Linked DNA regions of Homo sapiens: regions 2, 3 and 4 are each linked to region 1. A link is a loop called in an ENCODE intact Hi-C map of the cell type or tissue named here. Cell type or tissue: A673. All regions are shown on one strand. Links, peaks and the distances in the headings refer to the core of each region. The heading gives the core; the rest is flanking DNA. Region 1 overlaps KCNQ5 (potassium voltage-gated channel subfamily Q member 5). Region 2 overlaps KCNQ5 (potassium voltage-gated channel subfamily Q member 5). Region 3 overlaps KCNQ5 (potassium voltage-gated channel subfamily Q member 5). Region 4 overlaps KCNQ5 (potassium voltage-gated channel subfamily Q member 5).

Evidence for each region. Peaks named below come from ENCODE experiments on the same cell type or tissue, not always from the same donor. Only the 100,000 strongest peaks of a DNase experiment are listed, where the experiment ranks them.
Region 2: a loop joins it to region 1, with 9 times the contacts of the local background. A loop is called at or near these places in 6 of 110 quality-filtered maps.
Region 3: it touches region 1 in a loop (2.1-fold over the local background); 6 of 110 quality-filtered maps call a loop at or near these places.
Region 4: it touches region 1 in a loop (2.1-fold over the local background); 15 of 110 quality-filtered maps call a loop at or near these places.

Annotation. Positions count from the first base shown.
Region 1 is chr6:73,127,628-73,133,086 of GRCh38, reverse strand. The region is part of intron 9 of KCNQ5 (potassium voltage-gated channel subfamily Q member 5); the gene reads right to left. Among named protein-coding and RNA genes, the nearest start is that of KCNQ5-AS1, 13 kb to the left of the region's middle. In A673, for the core only: a CTCF peak has its summit at 2,969 (motif pointing right); a DNase peak (open chromatin) is centred at 2,916.
Region 2 is chr6:72,636,969-72,642,427 of GRCh38, reverse strand. All of the region lies in intron 1 of KCNQ5 (potassium voltage-gated channel subfamily Q member 5), which reads right to left. KCNQ5-IT1 (KCNQ5 intronic transcript 1) reads right to left here. Exons shown (of 4, transcript NR_120503.1): 2 at 1,554-1,694. Among named protein-coding and RNA genes, the nearest start is that of KCNQ5-IT1, 9.2 kb to the right of the region's middle. In A673, for the core only: a CTCF peak has its summit at 2,315; DNase peaks (open chromatin) are centred at 1,887 and 2,247; H3K27ac peaks cover 1,866 bases.
Region 3 is chr6:72,949,727-72,955,185 of GRCh38, reverse strand. The region is part of intron 1 of KCNQ5 (potassium voltage-gated channel subfamily Q member 5); the gene reads right to left. The region is part of intron 3 of LOC105377855 (a long non-coding RNA gene); the gene reads left to right. Among named protein-coding and RNA genes, the nearest start is that of MIR4282, 15 kb to the left of the region's middle. In A673, for the core only: no CTCF peak of the experiment used is centred there; DNase peaks (open chromatin) are centred at 875, 1,655, 2,175, 4,845 and 1 weaker place; H3K27ac peaks cover 4,686 bases.
Region 4 is chr6:73,178,468-73,183,926 of GRCh38, reverse strand. The region is part of intron 11 of KCNQ5 (potassium voltage-gated channel subfamily Q member 5); the gene reads right to left. Among named protein-coding and RNA genes, the nearest start is that of KCNQ5-AS1, 38 kb to the right of the region's middle. In A673, for the core only: a CTCF peak has its summit at 2,716 (motif pointing right); DNase peaks (open chromatin) are centred at 2,706, 3,006 and 3,636; H3K4me3 peaks cover 399 bases; H3K27ac peaks cover 442 bases.

The DNA.
Region 1 (5,459 bases), core at 281-5,280:
AGCTTTAACCTCAACTTTTGAGATTTAAAAAATTATTTTTTGTTTGGGAGCATATCTCTTTGTAATTTCTAGACATTTCTACAGGTAAACAGGGATGACAGTTACATATATACCTACATTTGGCATGCATTTTATATTCCAGGCAAGATTATGTTATCCATAAATTCATGCAATCTCATAGCAGTTGGTAGCACCACATACATAATATTAAACACACAACACTTAACATTAGATTTCTTTTATGCTTACATTCATTCTTGTGAGATGAAAACCACACAAGATAGAACAGCCCCAACAGATAATGAATGTGATGACTGATGAAGAGAATGAGATGTTATGTTCACTAACACAATTTCCTGCTAGTAAACAGGTTATTGATTTGCTGTGGCAGCTACTGGTAAATTATATTTGTTCAGGCATTCAGTTCTCTGATGCCGGCTAAGATCAAATTGTTGTGGGCTGATAAAAGAAGCATTAACAACAATCATAAAATCCAAAGTGCATCTTCACACTTTCCTAATCAAGAGATATGCTATGATGTGCTAGGAAGGGCAGGTTGGGATCAGACACACGGGGGCTAGGGTTCTCATCTCTAACTTGGAGATAAACATAGCAACACAGCTAAGGGATTCTTGTGGGAATCAAATGAACTGTAAGAAGCTTTGTGTACCCATTCTGTTTTTTTTTCTTGTTTCCTTTATAGTGAAATTATGCCATTCATTAGAAGGTGATACTGTCATCAATGTGAGAGGCCCAGGACTCTGCAGGGCCTGAAGAAATCCTGGGCAATGAGTCTGAGGGAAGTCTCTCAGAGCAGCTACTCTGAGAGAGTAAAGCCGCAGCCTTTGTGGGGTATGAAAGCAGCGTTCTCATGGATAAGGCTTATTTGAGACGAAGTGGAGGCCTTGTTTTGTCCACTTACCGCAATGTCCACTGTCCCCAACTGCAGCATGCCAACAGCAAATGTGTTTAGTGGATATGTGCTTTGTAGCTAACAAGAAACAGTAACATTTATTTTTCCATGCCTAGTTGCTTAACAAACGATATTCTAAAAGGGCACCACGTTTTATGTGTGTTTACATGAAAACAAATCAAATCATGAACTGGTGGTCAGGGAGTTCTGGAAACAATAAACAAGTTGACCATGCAACTGACAGCTCCCCTCTGAAATGCAGACACAGCTAAGTCCAGCATGACTCGCTGAAGGCACATGCAAAGAACAGGCGGGGCAGTTTGGTGATGAGGTCAGGTGGGTTCAAGAGTTCTTTACAACAATCCCAACAGTGGAAGAGTTTATCTGTGCTTGACACATGTGTGATTAAATGATAGATTACATTAAACAAGAGCAACAATAACATCATAAACCTGCATCTTTTAATTCTCAGGCTAGGTTTTCCATGTCATCCCAAAGCCTTCAATTATTTAAACAAATCTGTCAAAGGGATGGTGCCCAAAAATATCTACTTTTCTCAAGCTTTTTTTTTTTTTAAATTGTAAAAGTTTCAAATCTCTTTTTAGTTTCAACACATCTGTTCCATAATTTAAATTTACAATGATCTAGTTCAGGAAGCATATGCTCACTTCTGCACCTTTATTCAGATTAATGAATAGCTCAAGTTGACATAGATATCATTACAATTGGTCCTCACTATATTTGATTTTATCTATTACCTTTTCTGGAACTAACAGATGCTAATTACTATAAAAGGTTGGTTTTAGTTAATATCAAATTATTTTCTCCAACTTTCAAGATATATCTCTTTTCTATGTCAACTAAATACATAAGAAATGGATAAACCATCATAAAAACACTTAATATGAAAAATTAAAAAAATTCAATTACTAAAAAAGTAAAAACATCCAAAATGAAAGTATTAGCATTCAATCCACCATAGTTTGTTTATAATAAAAGTATTTTAAAAATCATACCTATAAAAATATTTTTAAAAATTGCCTCTATGAACCATTTTGACATTACCTTATGAATAAATTGGAAAATGTGAATAATATTCTCTAAATCTTAGTATCATTTAAAGCACTTAAAGTTGACAAAAATAAATTCTAAGTAACATTTCCCTTTTGTCCTTCTCAACTACATGGATATTTGCTAATGTCTATTATTTTAAAGATTCCCAAGAATTATTTTAAAATAAACTCGGCATATTACATGTTAAATTAGAAAAAATGTAATGTTTTCACTTTCTCTTTTGACATAATTATATGAAAGTTAAGAATAAGATTCTAATCAAGAACTTTTTAACCAGGCAAAATTTTCTTTTCCAAGGCAAAGATCTGTTCTTGTGTCCTCTTACAAAAAGCTCACTTTATTATTTTTCTACTTTGTTTCCCTTTGAAAATCAACACAGCGTCTTGATTAGATGACTATTAAGCTGATCAGGTGACTGTTACTGAAAACACACATTGAATTGATTAAAAATATAGACTCTTCACTGAAACACTGAAGTCTTCATTATTTTCCTGCCTTTTTTTTGGTGACATCTACGAATATGATTTTTGAAGATTTATGTAACAGTATTTTTAGGAAGAATGCCAAGGATTATCCCCAAGAGACCAACAAGGAGGTCTTGCTTTGCAGAAAGTAAAAAAAAAATTGCTGTGGTCATTGATCGGAGCATCTCTCTTAGGGTACAGTCCCACAGTTACAGCTGAGGACCATGCTCAGCAGAGCCTGCACTGTCACCCTGCAAGAGAGAATTCTCTCATCTCTAGGAACCAGATGTACAGGTTATTCAAATGGCCTAGCATGCAGTCTACTACCGGCTGTTCTCTGCCAGGCAACTGTGTGGCATCATCATAACCCCACAGTAATCCTCTGGGACTTAGAATGCTGTAGTTATTGTTATACTTAATTAGGGTTTTAGCCCTTCATGGGATAAGCATTCTACAAATTCTCGCCTCAGGCACAATATGGCAACTGAGCCATAACAATCCAGTGCGTGCAGCAGCTCAGCAGTTGTCCAACCACAAGGAGGCGCCAAAGGGCTGACTGCCAGTTCTACGCGGGACGCCGACTATTTGTCCCAGCGGTGGAGAGTATCAAAGCAGGCAACAGGCAACAAGGAAAATTTCAAGCGGGTTGAAAACCTCATTCAAGAAGTCCCTAGAAAGAGTGAGTCTCTGAACAGGGCTCAGGTGGGGTGGCGGTGTAACCTGGTCATGCACCTGAGGTTAGTTGGCATTCTCAAATCTCATGTCAATAGCCCGGATGCTGGGTACCTCTGCTTCCGTGAGGTGTACATTCTGAAGAGCTTCTGCTTATTACTACAGAACTTACTAGGAGTGAGGGAAATAGAGCAGCACATTACTAAGCATTTCACGAATAGGAAAGTGCTCAGGGATTCTTTTATAAAAACAAAGCCATTTGGCTTTATTGTTTTTAATATAGAAGTACACAGACTATTTAAGCAGAGAGTACTATGTTGTTTAATTGTGCTGCTTGAAAGATATCCAGTGATCTTAACGGCTAGGTTGAAAAATTGGATTTGAACTAGGCATTACATACAAATGATGATAGTCTCTGTGTTAGCATGTAAGAATAAATACTTTAGAATATAGCTACCCCTGTAATAAATATCAATAACACATAGTATAAATGATTAATAACGTACTTTAGAACTTCAAAGAATAACTACAGAAATCAATAAATTCATGACATTAATTGTTGAAATTTGAAAACGTAAGTTCTTGGTTTGTGTGAAACATCTGCATTTATAGTTGATATAGGTAACCAATTGTCAGAATATATGTTCAACAAAACAGAAGAAAAGATTCTAGATTGCTGGTTTGTAAGAAACGAAAGAAAAGTACGTTTCTTATTTTAAGTCCTATGATGTGTTGTTAGAAGACTAAATCCGTTTCCTCTATCAATAAATGTGAACAGAAGGAGAGACCATTTTGGAAAGATTGTTTTTGAAACAATGGAACATTTTGCCAATAAGGACACAAGTTGACTATGTTGGAAAAAAACCAAAATCTAGTCTTATTGAGTTTAGTTTAACAACACATGCAGATCATTCATTGCACACAGAAGAAAGAAAATTGAAATAACAGAAAATAAATGCAGAAAAAATATAAGAGCACACAGTCTTCCACCAGGGTTCTAGAGTTCTCTCCAAGAGCCACACACAGCTTCAGAACTCCCCCTTCCCCCAAAAGCCAACCACACAGGAGTGGTTCAGAAAAAGCACTCGGTGGCTCACAGCACAAGAGTGTAATGTAATATAAAAATATCATTTTTGCCTTAACGTTTAAGACATGCATCTTTACAACAGTCTCACAGGTACCTGGTAAAGCAACTTTAGTCTACTCAGAAATCTGAAAGGGTTCTAGCAAAGCTTTTAAAATTGCCATTAAGGAAGCTTAAGTATCAAGCAGGCATATAGCCAACCATTGTTGATTAAGAAGACAGAGTAACTAGAGGCAGCAAGATGTATAGATAATCTCAAAACCTCAGATAATATAATCTGTTTTTGTAGCAATAAAACTTAGGTAGATAGAAGGAAAAGCCTTCTTGTATCAATGTGATGACTGACTACTATTTGATAATCTGGTCAAGGAGGAAGGGAGAACCACATAAAACCTCAAGGTGAGAATATTGGCTTATTCTGGACAGATGGATTCACAGGTAAATTCAGTTCTCTGAAAATGACAATTTATATCAAAACAGAAAAAAACTTGTCCCATTTTAAAAATGACTTTTCCAACTAATTTTTTAATAGAATGAAATCAATAAACACATTTACCACCACATATATGAGATTAGTACTGTTTTAGTGGGAATTCAGAGGAAAAGAAATGAGTGATTAAATGATGCTAAAGAAGTATTTTATGATTGGAGTAGAGGAAAAAACAGCAGGCTCAGTTGAGACTAACAGTAATTTGTACCTGAATGTACCAAAAAGAACTGATGAAACAGTATTTTCACTATTGCTCAGTTGAGCTATATTTAAAAAGCTCTTCTTCAGATTAATGGCTTGTATTTTATTTTATTTTTTATTTTTTGAGATGGAGTCTTGCTCTGTCATCCAGGCTGGAGTGCAGTGGTGTGATCTCAGCTCACTGCAACCTCTGCTTCCCAGGTTCAAGTGATTCTCCTGCCTCAGCTTCCCAGGTAGCTGGGACTACAGGCATGCAGCACCACGCCCAACTAATTTTTGTATTTTTAAAATAGAGGGGGTTTCACAATATGTTGGCCAGGCTGGTCTCGAACTCCTGACCTCAGGTGATCCACTCTCTTTGGCCTCCCAAAGTGCTGGGATTATAGGCATGAGGCACTGCACTTGGCCATTGTATTTTTAAAGAAAAGTTTTGGATCTGTCATAAATAATGTGACATTTTTCCTTAGCCCAAGACATCGTAGGCAAATTTTGTTTAAACATACCCTAGCCTCAGTGTAGAAAGACAAAATCCCTTTTTAACAAGAACATTCCAAAGCCGGG
Region 2 (5,459 bases), core at 185-5,184, 490 kb after region 1:
GGGTTGATCTGTGCAGCAAACCACTGTGGCACACGTTTACCTATGTAACAAACCTGCACATCCTGCACATGTACCCCAGAACTTAAAATAAAAGTTGATAAATAAATAAATAAGAATTTAAAAAGAAAAGTGTCTGTTCATATCCCTTGCTCATTTTAAAAAACAAAACAAAATGTTTAATGGGCAAAGGATATGTGTGTTTGTTTTTTACTCGCAAAATGTTTGTTTTTCACTTGTAAATTTGGGAGGCCTTTTTAACACGCTCTTTATCTAGTAGGGCCAAGCTAACCCTCTTCCCTAGGACAAATAGCAATAGCCATGTATAATAACAAGGGGAATTAAGCCTCTACTGCCTTACATCCCCCTTCCCTTCCCCAAGCTGTGTTTGGGTAATAAACGAAGTAGCTCTGAATCAGGACCATCAGCGTGGAGGTTAAGAAAACTGAGAGAAAAGATTGTAGATATTCAAAAATTGTGAGAGTAATGAGGCGTAGAGAATTGTTCATAAAAATAAAGGAGAACCCTTCATTTTCTCCAGTCACCTCTCTGTCTCAAAAGTGTCTCAGATAAATAGGAAATGCCTGAAGAAGCACACACAGTACACTTCAACCTCTCAGTGCACGTACATGACCCAGGCAGAAAATGGTCAATTATTGGCCAACAATTTTAGATACCAAAATTCTTTTCTCCTTCATAATTCATTCATGAAACCATCACCTTTCTAATGATAATATTAACAATTAAAAAGTATATTAATATAGACAAATATGAGGAGGGAGAACCAAATTCACATTAATTTTAACCATTTTCTCTCTCTCACACACACACACACAAAATAGTGTGCTTGCAAAGCTGAAGATATGCCTTACCTCTCAAGCAGGGCAGGATTTTCAAGAGTTAGGGTCAAATCCAGCTGCTCCTACTTACGTCTGTCTTGGTTCAGGCTCTTTGGGGCATATAAACAGAGTGGTAGGCCTGTTTAACATGGCAGATTTAAAGACTGCACAGATGTTTCTGCTTATTTGAATGTCTGGATGAATACATTTGCCTTGCCCTAATGAATTTACCAAGTGTAATGAAATTGTGTGTGAAATAATAAATGTATTTTTGTGTGTGTGTGTGATGCTGATGATGATTTTGGATTCCTCATGTAACATTTATACATACTCTTTCCCACTCCCACTTGCTTGATTTCAGGAAATATTTCTCACATTTTCATATCTGGAAAGAAACCACAGTGCTGCAACTGAATGGGCTAAATACTAATTTGTTTCTTACTTGATCTATTCACTTATTAGATCCTTTAAAGAACAAGTCAATATATGGTTTAACTCCAAGAAAAACACCGTCTTCAGAATTTAACTTCCTTAGAAGAAAGAAAAGTCATGGAAATTACTATCTTTTGCCAGCTATTAGAAGTTTATAAAAGGGAAAAATATTTTCCCTGTTAGCACTACAATGCTTATTTAAAGAATATTCTTCATGGAACAGTTGAACAAACAATAGTATTTAAAATGAATGTCAATATTCATTTATTAAGAATTATAGAGTACCTTTGGTAGAGGAAGGTAAGTAAGGAAGGTCACAGATCTACAACTGAAGTCATTTCTATACAGGATTGACCACCAATGCTGGCTCCAATAGTACTTGATCCTGAGGAAGCTACTTAACATTTTTGCAGGCTGTTTTCCCATCTAAAAAAGATAGCACTAGAGTTGGTCACCAAAGGTCCTTCCAGCTCTCTAATCCTATTACTTAAATGTGTCAAAGCAGTAGTTCCTGCTTTAAGAGTGTGTTTTTATCTATACACTCAAAAATAAAGAGATTATAAAATATGGCTTGATTTCTGAAGAAAAATCTTTTTGTTCAAGCTCACAGAACTTGTACACACAACAGGAAATATCTGGCTCTATAATCTTGGCACCAAATACAATGTTGTTGTTAAATAAGTGTTATGCTAATTCACTTATTCACTTATTTATTCGTTGAACACATGTTTTTTCACATGTGTCTATTATTGCAGCATTTCCTCCTCTGAAGAGGCTATAGACTATATATGGTTACAAAGTATAAAAATTACTTTTTTTTTTTTTGCCCAGCAATTATATAAGGAGCTTTAACACTTTGTCTCCTTATTTCCACATTTATCAGATGGTTGGTGCTTGGAGGGGTTTACGATTTGCCCAAGGTCAAGGTCACACATGTTCAGTGTGTGTGACTTCTAGAAAATTTCTCATTCCCTTTACTTTGGCTACAAAGTTGCCAGCCTTGGGTTAGGGCTCCATCTGCTTTTTAAAATTTACCCTGCACACTACTGTTAGAGAAATTCTCACAATCTCACACACCAGGTAGCCTTCTACGTGATCATGCCTGAACTCTATCAGGGCCTTTGCAGTTGTCAAGACATCGCGTTATTTATCTCTTAATGTTGCCTTATCATAGCTCCCAATGTTGCCATTCCAAACTTTTTTTTTAACCAACCTAAACTTTTATTTACCATAACTCCAGGATCTTGTTATTCTCAATTACTTTAATCTTTCCACTTCTCAGGGAAGGGGGTTCCTGAGGCTTTTTTATTTGTACAGACCTCCAGCTGCTTGGAGAAATAAAAGTTTAGCTTTACTTTGTTGATTCCTAATCTACCATTCTCCCTCTCTCTTTACCCATTTATTTATCAATTATGCACCCTAATCTGTCTCCCTTCTCCCCTGCAAGCACCGTTTGGTGCATTATCTCAAGCTCTTTAGAACTGCTTTGCACTTATCAGCATCTCTCTTAGAGACTGCAAGATTGCTTTCCAACCAGATATCCCTGGTTTCATTCGAGGCTCTCTAAATATCACCCTCTCTTCTGGAGTCCCCATCCTAGTTATACAGTGATACTTTCAGGGACACCCCTCACCCTGCATGGTCCCTTTTGAAAAACTGATTGCTATGTCTGCACACCACCTAGTTGCTGGGTTGTTCTGGCCTTTTTTTCCAGGACATCATGTTTCCTGTGAAATTGGATGTCCTCCTAACACATGGCACTGCACATGCTGTCCACTCCTAGATGGCAAAGTTTTCTTCTAGGTTCTGGCCCCTCGCCTTCTATCCTGGCTTTCTACATCATCACACATTTTCACTTCTTTTCTTTGTAATACTTTTATCCCATTGCAATCCTTTGAGAGACAGTCTTCCTGTGGATGTTGTATTTTCCTAGTTTTTCTCTTCTTTGTCCCTTTTGCAAATCTTTCTCTTCTCATTTCCCAAGATGCCAGTATTCCCTAAATCTTTTTCCATACACTCTTCTCCAAGGACCTTATTTCTTCTCCATCACTCTACATTGGTAACTGATGATCCCCTGTCTTTCCCAAAGCCCAAACAGGCCACATGTCTACTTGTGCTTGTTCTTTACCTAAAACAGAATTGAGTAACTTCTGCGTGGTCACAGTCACACTTGCTTGGAACCAAGAACATTTTGATTCTTTCATCTCTTTTGCCAACCAGAAGCCAATGGAGAGCTAAGAACTCCAGTCCTCCCTTTGAATTTTCTCCTATTCTCCGTTTCTGCACATTCCCAGGGCTGACACTGCAGTCCAGGTCCTTGTCATGCTGCACTGCCGCTCCACTACCAGATGCTTACTGTAGAGCAACCACTAACTTTACATGTCACCCTTGAAACAAGTACAAAAACATAACAGATTTATTGTGAATAGCTCTTTTAAATATATTATCATGTGCTCCAGAAATCTATACTAAGATTGCAGTGTGGAAAGGGAATTTGAATCAACAAGAAACCAAAAAAAAAATAGGTATTTGCCTTTAACCTGTTTTGGAGAAAAAAAGTACAATCCTTCATGATGACAATTTTAAATTATGATAGCTACCCTTCAATTAGAGGAATATTCTGTCTTCTCCAGTACAACGTGATGGTTTGATTATTCTTATTTATGGTTGTCTAGGCTACCTCACTTAGCGCCATCTATAAATGTATTTTTATTATCCACTTCCTGCCCTGAAGCCTGGAAGAAAACTCCATACCCACTAGCTCTGGAAAACAGCTCTCAGCAGCATGACCCAACTAGTTTAGGAAATGTAATTGTAAAGTAGCTCATCAAGTCCAATACTAGATGTAAAAGATCTGGAACCATGTAAGGCAATCTTTCCTGCTAGAGATACTGTGAAACTCTAACTTCCAATTTCAGAGGAATAACTGGAGCCATTCTACTGAGTGAAAGGAATAATGGGCTACTGAAGCATGGCCCAACCAAACTGGTAGCCTGAACTACTGTATAGGAGTCCACACGATTGGCACAAATATGATGACTACATAGTTTTCTTTCCTATTATGCTTCCTGTCCTACCTTTGGAAGGATTGCAGGACGATCTCAGTGCACAACTAAAGTAGGACCTACATAACTAGGGTAGCTGCTTCGTTTGGGAAGATCCTAACCCATCTCATTTTGTTTATTCCTTGATGGATCTGAAGCTAAGGGAACTTACCCGGGTTTCTTCTAGAGAAAAATACTTGAAGGCAAATTTGAATGTTCGAGCTTGTTAAAACTGTTTCCCCAAAACAAACTGTAATTTCTTCTATGTCAAGGACTAGATGAATAAGAGTAGGTGCTCCTTGGGTTCAGGATCCTATCTTGAAGGTTCTAAGTGAGTTCCCAAATGTCATTTGGATTGCCAATCAATTTCTCTGCCTTTTCCATTTGACATACCAAAACAGAACTATAGAATTTTATCATCAGGCATGATAAATTTAAAACTAGTTTAATCTCACTTTGCAATTCTTTAATCTGACTGCTGATCTAGGTCTGAAATCCATTTGAAGTATGTAGTCTTTAAAAGATGGATAAAAAGCACTTTAGAGATTGCAATGAACACACATTTCTAACACTTTTTGACCTTAGCTGCACTGGGAAGTACCACTCTTAGTTGAAGAAAAAAGCCATTTTCCACATGACTGGAGAAAGTTGAACAAATGGAAGAAGTGTTTCCAAAGTGTTCCAATAACACAATATGCAGTGGGCACTCACTCATTCAATATTTGAGTGTCCACTGCATATTGTGTTCTTGGAAGGCTAGGTATAATATTTTCCTTTCATGTAATAGAATTAAGTGAACAATATTAGAAGCTTAAAGTGTATACTGAAAATAAACAGACACTTCATTTTGTTAAAAAAAAACACAACTTTTGGTTTATACTGTTGTTCTTAACCCATTTAGGGAGAAAAAAATAACATCTCCAAACAAAGTATTATGAAACAGCATTGGTTTCTTTCTTATTTTTTAAAATACTTTGGAGCAAATTAAACATACTCAGAATGTTTTATTAACTAGAACATTTAGTTTAACTAGTTTAATTACTACTGTTTAGAAATTACTATGATGAGTGGGAACTCCTGTGTTGGTCTCAGTGTGGGAATGCCCTGAGCAGAACGCCCACTTGCACAGGCAGCTGAACGCCGAGCT
Region 3 (5,459 bases), core at 128-5,127, 180 kb after region 1:
GCTAACTGCTAAAATAAAGGGATGAAAAATTGTGGAACAATTGCTTGTGAAAATAACCTAAACTAACGTTTAGATCTGCTCTGGTACTCAACTTGCTGCCAAATTTCCATGATGCTACTGACTTAACTGCCTTTGAAGAACTCTGCCAAGAGACTTCTCCTATCTGGAGGAAGAAAACACAGGGAGACCTTTTCCATAAGCTAAGAACAAATCTCAAGTTAACAGGATCCAGATAAAAAGGTAGTAACAGCTGACAAGACTGGTGAACCGTGTGAGCTGTGAGCTTGTACATACACACGAGGGCCATGGCCCCCAGATTCCATCACGTTCAACAGTGAGGCTTGCCCTTCTTTTTCAAGCATCTTGTGCTCATTTTAAACAGATGTCAGACACAATTTTACCACACAGATGGAACCAACCATTTAAACTAACTTATTCTGCCAAGTCTGTTTGGGGAAGGGCTGCGTATCTAGAAATGCACATTTTGTAGTCATATCATGCTTTCAACTTAAATTCCTGCCACCCCTGACTACAGAGCGACAGTTTTTCAATAACCAGTGAGATAGATTAGCAAGACATAGCCTATTATCCTAAGTTTACTAGAAGTGAGAGTTTTTATCAACACACACACACACACACACACACACACACACAGAAAAGTCTTGAAAGATCTTCCGAGAATGCAATTATACAGTAAGTTAATTTCTTATCCACAGAAGTATAGCTGTATTAACAACCCTTCCTTAAGTGGATACACTGGAATGCTGCCTTAGTTATCTCAAACTGCTTTCCTGCAGTATTTTTTGCACTTACTTTTAGTCATTCTTCTCCATCTACCTTCACCCCTACCAAGCCTCTGGCTCCTCCTCCTGCCTTCCTCCCACAGCACTTACACTTTCCTCTTGAACAGCAGTAAAGGCATACAGGTCTGCATCTGACATGCTTGATTTTTCAGGTGTGGCTCTCTAACACAGACCTATAGTTGGAACCAGAAGCTTGATATGGTTTTAGTGAAACTTGTTCTGTGTCACAGATAAGAAAGCTGTATAAAGAACATTAAGATGAACTCAAAGACATAGACATATTCTTACGTGGTTGTGCTGAGGTCTGCCAAAGAAAAACTTTGAAAGATTGCCAAGGAATCTGAACTTAAGTATCAAGAGCCTTTTGTTGACTCAGTTTCGCCTCTGTTCTTTGTTGGTGGTTCGTTAATTGAAATTTCATAAGTCACCCCAGGGAAAATCTGGGGTGCAGAAAGATGAGATAAAGACTAATGATTGTGAGTGAAATATTGGCTGTGCTGTCTCCTCCAGTCACTTCATTTTCTCACCATACTGCCTCTCTTCATTTTCTTCATATTTTTTCTTTTAAGTTTTTGTACATCTCAATCTTTAAAAGTCAAAATTCTGTAACATACATATCTTGAGGAAGTCTCATTCTACTCCTGACTCTGTCTATCCTGCTCCCATCTCCAAAGGCAACTAAAAATGTGAGACCTCTTCATGTTTCTTGAAGTTGGTGCAAACAGTCCAAGATTTCTTAGTTACAGAAGGGATGGGCATGAAGGGATTTTAAAGGGGGCAGCAGGGATTGGTGGGGGCTGCCTTAAGAGAGGAGCTCTTATTCTGTGGGGAGGGAGAGGGACAGAGGTTACAGGTTAGTATGATTCATTGGATTTGAAAAGGAATTTAAGTATAATTGTTGTTTCAGTCATTAAACATTTTACAATTTGTTGATGTCATTTCCTACATTATGAGAAAGCAACTAAAACACACACTGGGTTCAACATAAATGGCTTTATCACATTCAGTGAGGACTGGAAAGATCTTGTGATTCACAAGTTGCCAATTTAAATTGTTATTCACAAGAAAGAAATCTTGGTTTGTAGCTAGTTGGCTGTAAGTCAGGCTAAAGTCCACCTGAAAAAATGTTAATTAATCACATTTTAAAAACATCTTCACTGGATAAAATGTGTGTCCAGAGAAGTTTCTTGTTATGTGGCCTTCATCATGGGGTTGTAAGGTCCACGAGGGCAGGGACCAAGTCTGTTTCACTATGTGGTGTGTATCTAGAACCACACAGTGTGCTCAAAATGCACTAGGTACTTAACAAATAATCACTGAAGGGATGAATGACAGAATCAGATGGAAATAGCCTACTGGAGAGGGTGAGTAAGCATTTATTGCATTCAAGAGCACATTACTGGATCCTCAGGAAAAACAGGAAATGCAGGAAAGAGTTCAATCTCTATTTCCGGAATTTGTAATCTAGATGTAGCATATGAGTTTATTACTTTTAAGTTAAAACAACAAAATTGAGGTAATTATAGCAAAAAGTCCCAGTGAAGAAATTATTTTGGCAGGATGATAAAGAAGGGATGAATGGTAGGGAAGATTCCCGAGAAAGGTCTTCAAGAGCTTTGCTAGTTAGAAAATTACTGAGGAAAGAAGCAGTTACTATCCAAGAAAGGGCACCTCAAAGAAGGTAGAATTTGATCAGTTGGCTTTGATTGTCACAAGGTCTAAACTCTTCAGCTTAAGCTAGAAAATAATTTACAACATGAAATTAGGTTTAGAATTTAGCATTGGTGTAAAAGGCTAAAATATTTTATAGAGTTTCTGATTTTAATAAGGTAATTTTACACCACTATAAAAATATTTTCTAAAATTTTGGGGTGCTTCTTAACACAGTGGCAAGACAGATTCTAGACTACTGTGGTCTAGAAGGAGAAGTTATGAGCTATGTTTATTAAGAAGTGTACAACACAAGGGTCTAAAGTGAACCTAGCATCATGTCTAATAAAATTTATTTTCAAGGATGCAAAATTTGAAGCATATCAAAAAGGAAAAGAAAATCCTAGACCAAGTAGAATGGAAAAGTTGTTAGCACAAATGAAAGGGAGAAACTACCAAGTGTTTGTGTTTGCTTTCTGTGTGTGTGTCTGTGTACATGCACAAGTGTGTTTTCTTGGAGAGTTTTCTTTGAAGTCAAACTTTGAAGTTGGCTCTGTTGTGTGACACATCAACTATCCTTATCCAAAAATACTAATCTTACTGAATCCTTCTTTGCTTCCATTTCACCATCCATCCTTCTTACCTTCAACTTTGCAAACTTACAATGGCCATTTTTTTCCCCAAATGCACAATTGCTCTTAAGTAATGACTTCAGTGTGTCAGGGACAAATGTTTCTGTCTAGCTAGAGTTGTAGAAGCCAAACTAATTTCAGAGAGATTTCATTTTATTTAGTGAAATGTTGATGACTATTCCACTCAGTTCCCTCAATCTCTTTTAATTTAATGGATTTGGATAGAAGATGAAGTTCTAGAAGTACATTACACTCTTCAGGGATGAGATCAGCTTTGCCATGTACTAAGAGTTAAACTTTGCCCTTGTTCTAAGTACGTAATACATAATTCTCATCCCTAAGAAAGTATCTCTTCTATAGGATGTTTCGTGGAAAATAGCTGTGGATTAAAATAAAATAAAAACAGCATCATCAAATAAAAACTGAGCACAGGTATATACTTTTATAATTACTGAAAGGTTACGTATCTTAGGGGAGGACATATCTTTTTGTATTATTAATAGAAGGCTAAGGGGTTAGGCCAGGAACAGTGGCTCACACCCGTAATCCCAGCACTTTGGGAGGCCAAGGGGGTGGATCACCTGAGGTCAAGAGTTCAAGACCAACCTGGCCAACAGGGTGAAACCTCTTCTCTACTTAAAAAAAAAAAAAAAAAATTTGCTGGGTGTGGTGGTTGGTGCCTGTAATCTCAGCTACTCAGGAGGCTGAGGCAGGGAGAATTGGTTGAACCTGGGAGGCAGAGGTTGCAGTGAGCTGAGATCGCACCACTGCACTCCAGCCTGGTCGACAGAGCAAGACTCCGTCTCAAACAAACAAGCAAAAACCAAAAAACAAACCAACAAAAAATCAACAACAACAAAAGAAGGCTAAGAGGTTAAATTAATTTAACAGAATAATTTTTTGAGGGAAGAGAGGATCTGAGAAGAACAAGAAAGTTGAAAATCCTGATCATTGGGACAATATCCACACTTGTTCCATGTTCAAATACTTCCTTTGCATGTGAAAATACTCAAGTTGATTTAACATTGATTTTTTTGGGATCTGGGAAAAGGCAGGAGGAACTAGAAATCAGGCTTAAAGTTTTCAGAAAACAGGGATTCTCAGCTCTAAGCAGCAGTAACAAAAAAGGCCAGAGAAGATTGTTATGAGGGCTTGGGATCAGATATCTAATCTAATTATTAATAGAAATTTGATTTCACATGACCTTTTGTAGAGCTCAGAAAGTTACATTTGGATGATTAATCCTTATGACATCATGATAGGCAAAAAGCGTCAATATTTGGGTTTCCCCCTTCCATGATATGGCCATCCTCCAAGTTATGAAAACATATTCTTAGAATTCAAGACAGATCATGCTAGATTGGAATTGTTCTACCGCTCCAGCCCTTGGAATTCACTTCCCCTCCAATGCCCTCCGACACACACACAACTGTGGAAGGACTGCTCATGCCTGTGTGCTCATCACTGCAGCAGGTGTAAACATCTTGGTCATCACTGTCACCAGGTGAATACAAGGTACAGCAGCAGGCTCATGCCACTGGAGGAAGTGAGACAGCTGAGGGGCTCTGCTGCAACCAATGGTTCCTGTGATTCATGCATGGAAACCATACGGTTAGAATTCTACCAACAAGTTGGCGATAATCAGTGAGGATTTTCTCCCTGGTTTTCAGATGATTTTCATTTTCTATTTGTGAAGCATTAGCTTCATCAACTCCATTCAGTGACTTCAGACTGTGCCTTGATTCCAAACAAGTGAATCACTGTAGAGGATGATGAAACCCTGGGTGACAGATAATCTTTTAATCAGTTTGTTTACCAAGATTGGCTGCTAGTGGCATGTCATGAAGAAATGATACTGAATACGCTACCAGTTATGTTAAAACTGCTATCAAGACAGATTTTTTTAAAAAGCAGCAAGAGATCAAACTTCTAGCAGGCAAAATTCTTAGTTTTTCTTAGCTATTCTTGATTTTTAGTGATGTGGCTTTCCAGGATCCTTGTTGAAAAATAATTCAAGAGAAATTTCTGTGATATACTAATTCTGCTCCTGAAGGAACAAAAGCAATTTTTTTTCATCTCTTTTGGAAATTTGAAAAGGGTAGAGAGTTTTGAATAAAAAGATTGTACAAGAGAGTTTTAAATAAAAAACTATTTGAGAGGGTATAGCATTTTGAAAAAAAGGGAAGAACTTTTGTTCTTCTTACATGGTTAAATATAGCATTAAATTGATAACCATTTAAAAAAAATTTAGTTTATTGGGGGAGGGAAAGGGCAAGGGAAATGTTATTCTTGCTTTCCAGTGTAATTTTTGTGGGAGCAGCAGCTAGTTTTATTCCCATAATGATTTATGAAAAAGAATGGAAAGAGTGATTTA
Region 4 (5,459 bases), core at 102-5,101, 51 kb before region 1:
TATCAGTGCTTCCAAAAATCACGTGTGCCTGTCTTGCTCTAAGCAGGACCAGGTGTGAGGGATGCTCTCTGGGGCTCCTGTTTTAGCCATCATACTCTGTGAATGAAGATGCCAGGTCAGTGGGGTCACATAACTTGACATGTTTACATTATTCAATTATCTCAGCCTCCCTCTTTCCACCCAATCCCCTCTCACTTCTTTCAGGACAGTACACGATTTTCATGATCAAAATAGAAGGTAGAGAGAGGAAAATTTGTGTCCAAGCTAAGTTTGAGAAAGCATCTCTGAGTATTTAGTATTGTCCTCCTTGCCCCCTGCAGCATTTTCTTATTTCTCTGGTCATCATTGGAATGCCTGGAACTGCCTCTGTCTCTATGATGCAATGAACTTAACCTGGGCACCCACTATCCATCTGCTGGACACAGAGCTGGATGGCGGGGATACAAAGGTGAACAAGACATAGATCTTGCTCTCTTCAACTTAATGTTGAGTGGGTCTCCAAGAGTTGTGCTTGGCTGGATGGCTGGTGCAGTGCTAAGTACTTTACCTGCATTCTGTCAACTTAAAACTCTAAGAATTTTCCACCTTTGACATTTGGGTCAAGTAAAGCTCAGGAGGTTGAGTTACCTGTTCAAGGTCACAGAACTAGTAAGAACAAGGTTACTGCAGATGCCAAGGCTCACATTTTTACCATTCCACTCACAGTGCTGCAACACAGAGTGAATCCCAGGCAGGCAACCTTGTAAACATTAAGGAGAATGTTTAGGCTGTCTATGGATCTGACCTCCTACTCTGCCTTGTATGCTCTGACATTCTCACACAAATGAATCCAAGGCCACATTAGTCATTTATTCATCTCTGTCCTTGTCTTTCCAGAGGGGATCCCATACTTGGAAAACATCTGCCTTTCAACCTGGCCACCTGCATTCTCTCATAAGGTCCCTTCTGGGAATCAGTCCATGGCTAATATGGGTTACCTACCTCCAGTAATTGTAATGTTTTCCCTTTTATCACAAATTTTAGGGGCTGTCTGCTTACTTTACCTCATTTGTAGGATATATACATCAGTCTCATTGGAGTCTGTTAGTTTTGCTTTACAGGGTATATTTTCCAGCAAATATATGTAATATATTCCCAACGTATATCATGAGCAAAAAGCTACCCAATTAGCCTTTGATAAGAGGAGAGAGTAGGCCATTATCTTGTTACTTGCAGGGAGCAAGGAAGCTCAGAGTTCAATAATTCTAGACACCAGGAAAAAATATGTGGGTGCTGAAAATTGAGGAAAATGTCCCAAAGTAGGTATCAACTACGAATTCAAAAGGTCTTTCAATTCTTCAATTTTTTTTCTAAGACTTGCATTTCATATACTAAGGGCTTTAACTACAGGATGAGGGGGTGGAGGGGAGACCAGAGGAGTAGGGGAGTCCTTGTTGGCAGGTAGAAGAGTGAAACCTGGTTTCATGCTTAGTTCTCACATAGGCTAGCCCAGACCTTCTGTGTCTTACTCTCTAAACACAGCTGGGAGCAAGCCCAGAGCGACTCAGAGTCTAGACAAGGGCCAGAAAGCTTCTTCTATAAAGGGCCAGGTAGTAAATATCTTATGCTTTGTGGGTTGTATGGTCTTTGCTGAAACTACTCAAGTCAGCCACTGTAGCATGCGAGCAGCCATAGGACAATAAATAAATGAATGAGTGTAACTACATTTCAATAAAACTTTATTTATAAAAACAAGCCCCTTGGGTTAGATTTTGATCCCCTGGCTATAGTTTGCTGACCCCTGGTTTAGATAAGAAGAGCTAAGAGAAAATGCCCTGAAGCCAAGAATAAATGAAAGCCCATGAACTGGCCTGGGGAAGAAGCAGAAGACCTTGGTGGCCTCTTACATGCTTACAAAAGAAGTTTGATATGACTTGTGTATTTCCTACTAGAAAGGAATTTCTGGGCAAATCATTCTAGAGTTAAATTAGGACCTTTAAGATACATTTAATGATTAAAATGATAATATTAGATAGCACTTTATAGTATAATCCTATGATAAGGGTACTATTGCCATCCCTGTTTTGCAGATAAAGAAACTGAGGCACAGAGAGGTTAAGTAACTTGCCTGATGTTAAACATCCAGTAATTGTGGAATTAGGACGTGAACCAGTTTGGCTCCAGCTTTGAGCTCTTAATCATAAGGTTCCTCTATTGTCTTAACATTAAGATCTTCATACTTTAACACAAAATAACAACAATGAAAAAGACACTTTGATATGATATGATTGTTTTTACTCACATGTGCCTGGCACATAGTAAGTGTTCAATACACTTTTGCTAAGTGAATGTCCTGTTTTTACTATGTCTCTCCTTCTTTGAGAGAGGTCTAAAGTTTCATGCAAGAAGTAGTTAAGAAGTTCTACTAATTTTTCAAAGGATTACCTTAGAAGAGAAAGGGAGTGCTGAAGTGACTGATTCATCCTTTCTTTCATGAATATTCATTAAGTACCTATGACGAGCCCTTTGGAGGACCAGCAAAAGGCTGAGGAATAAGTTACATACTCATCTGCTTCTTTTCTTCATGAGGGTAGATTGCATCACTGGGATTAATACAGCAGCAAAGAGCAAAAGACCTCTAAGGTTAGTCTCCTTTGATGCTGTTGGTTATGAAGAGACTAGGAGTCTAATAAACCCATTGCACAAAACTGATATGCCCCAGCAGTACCACTAGAGGGTGTAAAAGATTCATCACAAACCTAAACTAGTACCTCCTCTTGAAACTGAAGTCTGCTCATACAATTTTCTGAGCATGAAGAAATAACTAAAGCAAAGTGAAACTCTGGGTAGACGACATCTATATATACACACGAACACATGTGCACTTATAAGGAAATGTAGGTGCATTTGTTGTGCTGCCATGAGTTCTAAAATCTTACAAAAGTCTTATTCCAATCCTCTAAATTAGGGTAAAAATATTGCATATGAATATGCAGAGATAAGAACGATGAGAAAACAGAAGCAGCAGTGACTGCTGCCACCGCCAAACAGATGGACGGACCCAGCCAGCAGCCAAACCATGTGCAAGGGCGGAGAGGGCTCAGCCAACTGTGAACTGAAGAGGCAGTTTGATTGACTGTCAAGACAGCAGTACTTCCCAAGCTTGGCTGCTCTTTGGAATCACCTAGGGAGCTTTAAAAAATGCCTGGGTCCTACCTCCAGAAATTCTGTTTTAATTGTTCCAGGGCATGGTCCAAAGATTTTATAAAACTTTTCAGGTGATGCTAATGTGTGGCCAAGGTTGAGAGCCACTGGAGTAGAGACAGGATTGGGGTGATGGTGGCATGTGGTGGTGGAGTGTGTTGGGGGTGGAACAATCCCTGCTCTCATGCAAAGAAGTGATCATGATTCATGCCAGCTTGCAAAATCTTCTAAGTCGCACATGTCAGACCCATTGACATGGCATTAGTGTGCCTTGGTGTCAGACCTCTAATCAGAACTGAAATGCTTCCCCGTCCTTGAGTGAGGTCTGAAGTTTCATGCAAGAAGTAGTTAAGAAGTTCCATTAATTTTTCAAAGGATTACCTTGGAAGGGAAAGGAAGTGCTAAAGTGACTGATTCATTCATTCTTTCAATGAATATTCATTGAGTACCTATGACGTTGTGCTGAGTATTGTGTTAGGCTCTGAACTGTTAACTGCTGGGCGCTGGCAGAGTTAAAGAAGCCTCCTACGTGATGACAATGATCATTTGGTCCTTGGTCTCTTCCTCTCTACAAGCATGGTGCAAGACAATGGTTGCTGCGACTGTGAGCTCTGATAGGATTTGAGAGTTTCATTTGTCCAGAGCTTGGAGCTCTCTAGATAAGCTCCATGTGGCTGCCTCCCCTAGTGATGCCTGATGAGTGGGACTCGAGAATTTGTCCATTCATTCATTCATTCATTCATTCATCAAACATTTATTGAGTGCCTATTATATGCCAGCTTCTGTGCTAGATGCCAGGGATACAGCAATGAAGAAACAAATCCTATTGCTTGGGCACTTTCAGTCTAGTAGGGCAGACAGACAAGTAGGCAGACAGTTAAAATTCACTTTGTGATGTGCAAGGTGGTGGGAAGCCCAGGTTGATATGGGAATGCAGAAGAGGGGTGTTTAACCCAGACTGGTAGAGGTGATCAGAAATGATTTCTGGAGGAGATGACAGTGCTTTACCTACTCTGCACCCTCATTTATGGGGATATTATTAAGTTTCTGAAGGTTGCTGAATGGCCCCCTTGTGATTGCAGATCTTATGTTTGTGGGGTGGATGTGGGTTTCTCCCCCTTAACCCCTCACTTTATGTTGGTTATTTGGGTTAATTTACACTACCGACATGCATTCCACATCCCTCTGTTATGGTTTGAATGCCCCCTCCGAAATTCATGTTGAAATTTTATGCCTAATGTGGCAGTATTGAGGGGTGGAACTTTTAAGAGGTGATTAGATCATGAGGACTCTGGCTGTATGAATAAATTATGGATTAATGGGTTAATGGATTAATGAGTTATCATGAGAGAGGAACTGGTGGTTTTATAAGAAGTGGAAGAGAGACCTAAGTTAGCACTTAGCATGCTCACTCTGCTTGCTATGTGATGCCCTGTGCTGCCTCAGGGTGCCACAGAGAGTCCCCACCAACAAGAAGGCCCTCACCAGATACACCTGCCCACCTTGGACCTCCCAGCCTCCATAACTGTAAGAAATAAATTCATCCTTATAAATTACTCAGTTTCAGATATTGTTATAAACATCAGAAAACAGACTGAAATACTCCCTCTTCCAGTTTGGAAAATTCTATCTTCTGATTTCTGACTCTCCATGAGAAATACAGCATTTATCTGTCTTAAAAGCACGGACCCCAAGGCTCATCCTTCAGGTGACCCAGAGCCTTTTGATCACAGAATTTCCCCTGAGGCAGCCCTCACTCGAAATTGATCACGGGACAAATCCAGCAGACAACTAGGGCTGCAGAGCTTGATAATTTGGGTCACTATTGAAGGCATATGTGTTAGTTATTTAGAATACTTTTTAATGTTGTTTTCTTGTTAATACATAAACATAATTCAACAATATAGATTTGTATTTGTGTTTACAGTATTTAAACTCTGACAGTTTTATAATCTGCAAAGCAAGTTATAAAATTATATATCTAAGATTCCTCTACTCTTCTTTCATCTTAGATCGGGTTACTAGACAAGACCAAGGAACCCCAGGAGTCCCTGGATGCACTGATCTGTCTCATTTTCTTGGTTTTAACTCTTGATAGAGAAATGTAAATTAGCTCCACGTGTGTACAGTCTGTCTGATATTCTCACTGTAGGGGCAAGCAGATATTCCATTTGGCTCACTTAGGACATTCAGACATTCTGTGGCCACACTGTTTCCACCACTGAGAGTAGACTTGTTCTCCTAATGCTTGCCATTATTGTCCTTTATATGCAGGA